Linked DNA regions of Homo sapiens: region 1 is linked to region 2. Evidence: chromatin contacts called from ENCODE Hi-C or POLR2A ChIA-PET data. All regions are on one chromosome and are shown on one strand. The core of a region is the stretch at or near the end of the contact, and the rest is flanking DNA. Distances in the headings are between cores, read along the strand shown. Region 1 overlaps PLXDC1 (plexin domain containing 1). Region 2 holds the start of CWC25 (CWC25 spliceosome associated protein).

The links. Hi-C counts contacts between places; a loop is a spot of excess contacts on that map. ChIA-PET counts read pairs that join two places held with the same protein, here RNA polymerase II (POLR2A). Pooled maps may share reads with other maps.
Region 1: a pooled map shows a loop between it and region 2 (2.7-fold over the local background). The contact joins the enhancer-like site here to the promoter of CWC25 in region 2. A Hi-C loop is called at or near these places in 2 of 50 pooled maps. POLR2A ChIA-PET finds 5 or more read pairs at or near these places in 4 of 52 experiments (AG04450, B cell, T-cell and 1 more).

The regions. Positions count from the first base shown.
Region 1 is chr17:39,117,063-39,120,250 of GRCh38, forward strand. The region is part of intron 2 of PLXDC1 (plexin domain containing 1); the gene reads right to left. Among named protein-coding and RNA genes, the nearest start is that of PLXDC1, 33 kb to the right of the region's middle. RefSeq lists an enhancer at 2,124-2,173. Within about 2 kb of position 1,754, at least 2 of the 41 ENCODE cell types and tissues checked have a DNase peak (open chromatin) inside an H3K27ac peak, as active enhancers do.
Region 2 is chr17:38,823,729-38,826,992 of GRCh38, forward strand. CWC25 (CWC25 spliceosome associated protein) reads right to left here and starts at 1,593. Exons shown (of 10, transcript NM_017748.5): 1 at 1,438-1,593. The coding sequence starts at 1,455. MIR4727 (microRNA 4727) reads left to right here and starts at 2,110; the gene lies at 2,110-2,164. RefSeq lists an enhancer at 301-932.

The DNA.
Region 1 (3,188 bases), core at 504-3,003, 290 kb after region 2:
TGTGGCTCAATGACCAAGACCAAGCTCTTTCAGTCTTTCTTCTCTGCCACTTTCAGTGTGGGCTTCATTGTAAGGCTAGGCATCTTGTAGTGACGGGATGGCAGACAGTGGCAACTAGCCCTGGCTCATGGAAGCAAGACAGGCACAGCACACCTCTCCCCGACCACTGAATGAACACGTGTGCTTCAAGATGGCAGGGTCAACCTGGGTCCCCTGCCACCTCTGGACTAGGAAGCCCTAGATGCTAAACAGCTTCCACCTAAACCAAACACCAGCTGGGGGGTAGGATTATCATGGAACCCAAGATCCCATTCCTATTGTACAAGGCTGTAAGGTAAAATATATGTTGAAAAGTCAACCGCAATGTCCACTTGCCATCTGAATCCAACCAATGAACCAGTACTCTCAAAAGACAAGAAGCACTTTGGGAGGCTGAGGCAGAAACATCGCTTGAATCCAGGAGTTCAAGACCAGCTTGGGCAACATAGTGAGACCCTCCCCCCAAGTCTACAAAAAAAAAAATGCAAAAATTAGCTGGGCATGGTGGCATGCACCTGTAGTCCCAGCTACTTGTGAGGCTGGGGCAGGAGGATTGCCTGATCCCAAGGGATCAAAGCTGCAGTAAGCCATGATCATGCCACTGCATTCCAGCCTGGGCAACAGAGCAAGACATTGTCACAAAACAAAACCAAGAGACATGCCTTTTACTTTCTGGAAGCAGAGCTGAGTAAAGGGTTTGATTGGCCAGCATCCTCCAATCTGTCCACATGCCCAGGGAGGTGCAACAGTTCTGCCAACCACTCAGGCCTTGTGGAATGAAAAAGAAGAGACTTCAGCTGGGGCAGGGCTGCTCCATTGCCTGTATTGATTGTCTCCATCCAGTTCTTTATGAGGCCAGAGTTTACCCAGGTTCCTCAGGGCTGAGCATCAGTGATGCAATGAAAGCTATTGCCACCTACCCGCGGCGTTCTAGAGCCAGTCCTTTTAGTCTAGAATTCCTTCCCTCCCTCCCTCCCTCCCTCCCTTCCTTCCTTCCTTCCTTCCTTCCTCTCTCTCTCTCAATCTCTTCCTTCCTTCCTCTCAATCTCTTCCTTCCTTTCTCTTTCTTTCTTTCTCTCTCTGTCTGTCTGTCTCTCTCTCTTTTCTTTTCTTCTTTTTTGAGATGGAGTTTCGTTCTTGTCGCCCAGGCTGGAGTGCAATGGTGAGATCTGGGCTACTGCAACCTCTGCTTCCTGGGATCAAGCGATTCTCCTGCCTCACCCTCCAGAGTCTCTGGGATTACAGGTGCATACCACCACACCCAGCTAATTTTGTATTTTTAATAGAGACAGGGGTTTTACCATGTTGGCCAGGCTGTTCTTGAACTCCTGACCTCAGGTGATCCACCCACCTTGGTCTCCCAAAGTGCTGGGATTACAAGCATGAGCCACCATGTCCGCCTAGTCTACAATTTCTGATGCTCCTGAAACATCAATGTTGTATGGAGCCCTGCTAACTAAAATTTCAGGTGTGACATTATATTTTAAATAATATCCTTGTACCAGACATGTTTTAGGATGCTCCATCCCCATCCCAATGACGTTTGCCCCCAGACCCGTAGGCCCTGCTGAGTTGACTACACCCATCACAGTCTCCTACATGACCCTGTGCTTCCTCAGACTGATTGGACATAGGTAATCACATGATTCAAAAGCAGCTCATCTATTGGAAGCCTACAATCTACAGCTTGTGCAGCCTGAGCCAATCAGATCACCACCCGGGAGGGTGAAATTGGGAAACTGAGAAGCTGGCAGCAAGAGAGCTGAGTTGAAAGATCTTGGAGACTTAGGAACTGAAACCATTCAAGATGAACAGAGTCTGTGAGAAAAAAAGAAAAAAAGGAACCGAAACCATCCTGAGCTGTCTGCAGAAGACTTCTGATCCACAGAAAGGAAAGGCAGACCTTATATACATTTGGCTTCAATAAACATATGATGAATTAATGAAAAGGAGGCAAGAACTGGGGGAGGGGACCTGGTTCCCAACAGCTTTCCAGCTTCCTTGAGGTCTGGCTGTCCTTCATGTCCAGCCCTTGGGTCTCCCATGATCGTCTTCTGCACCCTCACGATAATCCTTCTCTGTGGGACAGCTCAAATAGCTCCTCAGAACCAAAAGGACCTTAAATAGAATAGCCTTGCTTATGAGGTGATCAGAGGAAAAACCTCCAGGGTGAGCCCAGGCAGTCCTTCACTGGTACAGACAGCAAGAGTGTGAATGAGCCCACCACAAAGCAAGGGTACGTGTTTGAGATTATGAATGTGCAAATTACCCTGATCTGATCACTATACATTATATGTATTGAAACATTACTATGTACCCCATGAATATGTACAATTATTTGTCAATTAAAAAATTAAATTAGATCGGGCGTGGAGGCTCAGGCCTGTAATGCTGGTACTTTGGGAGACCCAGGTGGGTGGATCACTTGAGCTCACGAGTTCGAGACCAGCCTGGGCAACATGTTGAAACCACCATCTCTACAAAAAATACCAAAACTGGCCAGGGGTGATGGCGTGCTCCCATAGTCCGAGCTATTCAGAGTCTGAGGCAGGAGAATCGTTTGAGCCTGGGAAGTTGAAGCTGCAGTGAGCCAAGATCGCACCACTGCACCCCAGCCTGGGCGACAGAGTGAGACCCTGTCTCAAAAAAAATTTTTTTTTAACTTCATTTTTAAAAAGAATATGAATGAGAAGAGAGAACTGAGAAACTAAATTTCTGGGAGAACTTTTCCCTGGCAACACATCAGCCACTGTAAACTAAAAATAAAATCCTAAGTCCCCCAACCAACTGAATGGACCCCCTCTTGGCCAATGAGACCCCAGAAAAGCTGAGTTCCCAGCCATAATGGGATGGGAGACCAGACACACCTCATTGTAACCCCTCCCTTTTGCAGTTTAGACACAACTACCAGCATTAATATTAAAATAGAGATCAGAAGACAGACAGAATGGACTCTGTGGCAATATGATATCAAATTATAAAGAGGACCTAAGGCCATGACAGGCACGGGTTAAATCACGCACCCCTGCAGGCCACTCTGACCCAGCGCTTTTTTGTTTTGTTTTTTGAGATGGAGTTTCGCTCATGTAACACAGGCTGGAGTGCAATGGCACCACCTCGGCTCACGGCAACCTCTGCCTCCCAGGTTC
Region 2 (3,264 bases), core at 343-2,842:
CTCCCTCTAACCCTTCCCATCTTGTCCTCCCTGCCTCAAGCATAGATTATTTTGCTCCCCAGGGAGAAAATCTTCTGGAGTCATTTTTGGCTGTCACAACTGGTGGAGACGGGTGTTAGTGGATAGCTCCAGTCTAGTGGCTAGAGGCCAGTGATGCTGCTAAACATTCTACAATGCACAGGACAGCCCAACTACCACCACTACCACACACCCCCAAAGAATTATCTAGGCCAAACTGTCAAGAGCGCTAATGTTGAGAAACCCTGGATTAGAGCTTTCCTGTCCTTAAATGCAGTTATGTGAAGAATACACTAAATTGGATGAAACTAGATGGAGTCCTGGCACTCACTGTGATTGAGAACACATGACAAACTAATAGGTTTACTGGGCAGGCGGCTAAGCTGATCTACTTGCTGGTTCAATTAGCTCCACTTTCCGGAGGCTAGCATTTTCCCAACCTTGCCCCATGCTCTTGTGGGTACATTTACCCTATTTGGGGCCTTAGCGCTTTACAAATGAACGTTTCAGTTTAAGAGACATTGCCACATAACTTATATTAAGTGGTATGAATTCAAAAGCAAGCTCTGCCACTACAGATCAGAATCCAGCACTGAAGGAGGTGTGGAAGTCAGAAAGATGGACAGGAAGATCCCTTCAGGCTTAAAAAGGACCCCAGGGCCGGGCGCTGTGGCTAACCCTTGTAATCCTAGCACTCTGGGAGGCCGAGGCGGGCGGATCACTTGAGGTCGGCAGATCGAGACCAGCCTGACCAACATGGAGAAACCCTGTCTCTACTAAAAATACAAAATTAGCCGGGTGTGGTGGCGCATGCCTGTAATCCCAGCTACTCGGGAGGCTGAGGCAGGAGAATCGCTTGAACCCAGGAGGGAAAGGTTGCGGTCAGCCGAGATCGCGCCATGGCACTCCAGCCTGGGCAACAAGAAACTCCGTCTCAAAAAAATAAAAAATAAAAAACGACCCCAGGGCATGGCTTAGGGTAGGGAGAATGGGGCACAAACCACCCCTACTTCAGTCCAGGACATGACTCTGAACTCTCACCCAAGGAAGAGAGGTGTGTGGCAAGACAAGATATACAAAACAAAGTGTGGTGACACGTCCTCCATATCTACCTCCTTTCCTAGCCATGGCTCCATCCGCCCCCTCCCCGGTCTTCCCAGAATTTACAGCCGGTAGAGCCGCAGTCAACAAACACGCAAACACCACCTGTCACTGTTCGCGACACACCTCGGACTTTCCCAAATCTCAGTCCCACCCCTCCATTGCCCTAAGGATCCATCCCCTCTTCAGGGCAACGGCCTCCTCCCGGCGAAAGCAAAGCTGCGTTGCCATGGTTATCCACTCCTTCCTCTACCCCCACCCCCTGCCAATTTCCGTCCCGGCCTCAGTCCTCCCCCGCCCAGGCCTCCCTCCACTCACCAGGTCTCCGCCCCCCATGACGGTGGAGACGATTCCTCACTACGCGGATCTGGAAGATTTCGGGAGGATCAAGAGAAAACGTAGAGAAATAGTTCGGGGGCTACCTCGCGGGATCTAGTCCCAGGAGCCGTCAACTGCCAGTTTCACCACCGCTCTAGAGGTCACTTCCGGGAGGGCGTCATCTCACCGCGTCGGCGTCGCGGAACGATGACGTACAGGGCTCGGTCGCGCTTTGTGACGTTGGCGTTACTTGCAGATTTTGCAAAGGTCCGGGCTCCGCTGTCGAGGCCTTTGCTGTCGAGGTCTCATTTTGGCTGCTTCGGGTCGCCACGTTGCCTGATGTCCCAGACTCTCTGTTGAAACGCCACAACTCTGTTCAGTGATGGGTTGCCGTGGGCCTGTGCCCACGGCTGTGTTGCCATGGCAGCTCACCAGGGCATTCGGCTCAAAGCTCCACGTAGTCTCTGCTAGACCTAAGGTGGACCAGACTAGGCCTCCTCCCCTCACCCTGCACACACCCCCACGCTCCAGTTTTCCAAAACGGCTTTGCAAACTGGCGCTTTCCTCAGACCTTGACTCACAGCAAATCCCCTTATGCCAGGCCTATTTTACGAAGCTAAATAGAAACCATCAAATCGAAATTCCATCAGCTTCCGTTTGCCAAACTTTTAAAATCTGCCAGCTTCCACAGTGGCAGATTTTCCCATAGTGGGAAGCTGGCAGATTCCTTTCCCTTCAGTTACTATGTGTTTTTGGCATGTTTTTCTTTTTTCTTTTTCTTTTTCTTCTTCTCCCTTTGTTTTTGTTTTTTGAGAAGGAGTTTTGCTCTCCCAGGCTGCGGTCGAAGCTGACTGCAACCTCCGCCTCCCGGACAGCAATTCTCCTGCCTCAGCCTCCCAAGTCGCTGGGATTACAGGCGCCCGCCACCCGCCCGGCTAATTTTTGTATTTTTTGTAGAGACAGGGTTTCACCATGTTGCTCAGGCTTGTCTCGAATTTCGACCTCAAGTGATCTCCCCGCCTCAGCCTCCCAAAGTGTTGGGATTACAGACATAAGCCACCGCGCCTGGCTATTTTTATTTTTGTAGCAACAGGGTTTTGCCATCTTACCCAGGCTTGTCTCAAACTCCTGGACTCAAGCAATCCTCCTACCTCGGCCTCCTAAAGTGCTGGGATTACAGGTGTGAGCCACTGCGCCCGACCTGTTTTGTAATTTTCAGAATAGAAGTTTTGCACATCTTTTGTTAAATTTATTCTAAATGTTGTATTTTTTGTGATGCTATTTTATTTATTTATTTATTTATTTATTTATTTATTTATTTATTTATTTATTTATTTATTTCGAGACGGAATCTCACTCTGTTGCCCAGGCTGGAGTACAGTGGCGCAATACCAGCTCACTGCAACCTCCGCCTCCTGGGTTCAAGCGATTCTCCTGCCTCAGCCTCCCGAGTAGCTGGGATTACAGGCATACGCCACCACGACCTACTGATTTTTGTGTTTGTAGTAAAGATGGGATTTCACCGTGTTGGCCAGGCTGGTCTGGAACCCCTGACCTCAGGTGATCCGCCTACCTTGGCCTCCCAAAATGCAAGGATTACAGGCACCCGGCCTGTGATGCTATTTTAAATAAAATTTAAAAATTTTAATTTTCCAATTGTTTGCTACTAATAGATAAGAACGTGCTTTTGTATAGTAACCTTCTATTTTACAGGCTTGCTAAATTCACTTATTAGTTCTTATGGCTTTTTAAAAATACTTATTGCCCGGGCGCGGTGGCTCACTCCTGTAATCCCAGCACTTTGGGAGGCCGAGGCAGGTGGGTGGA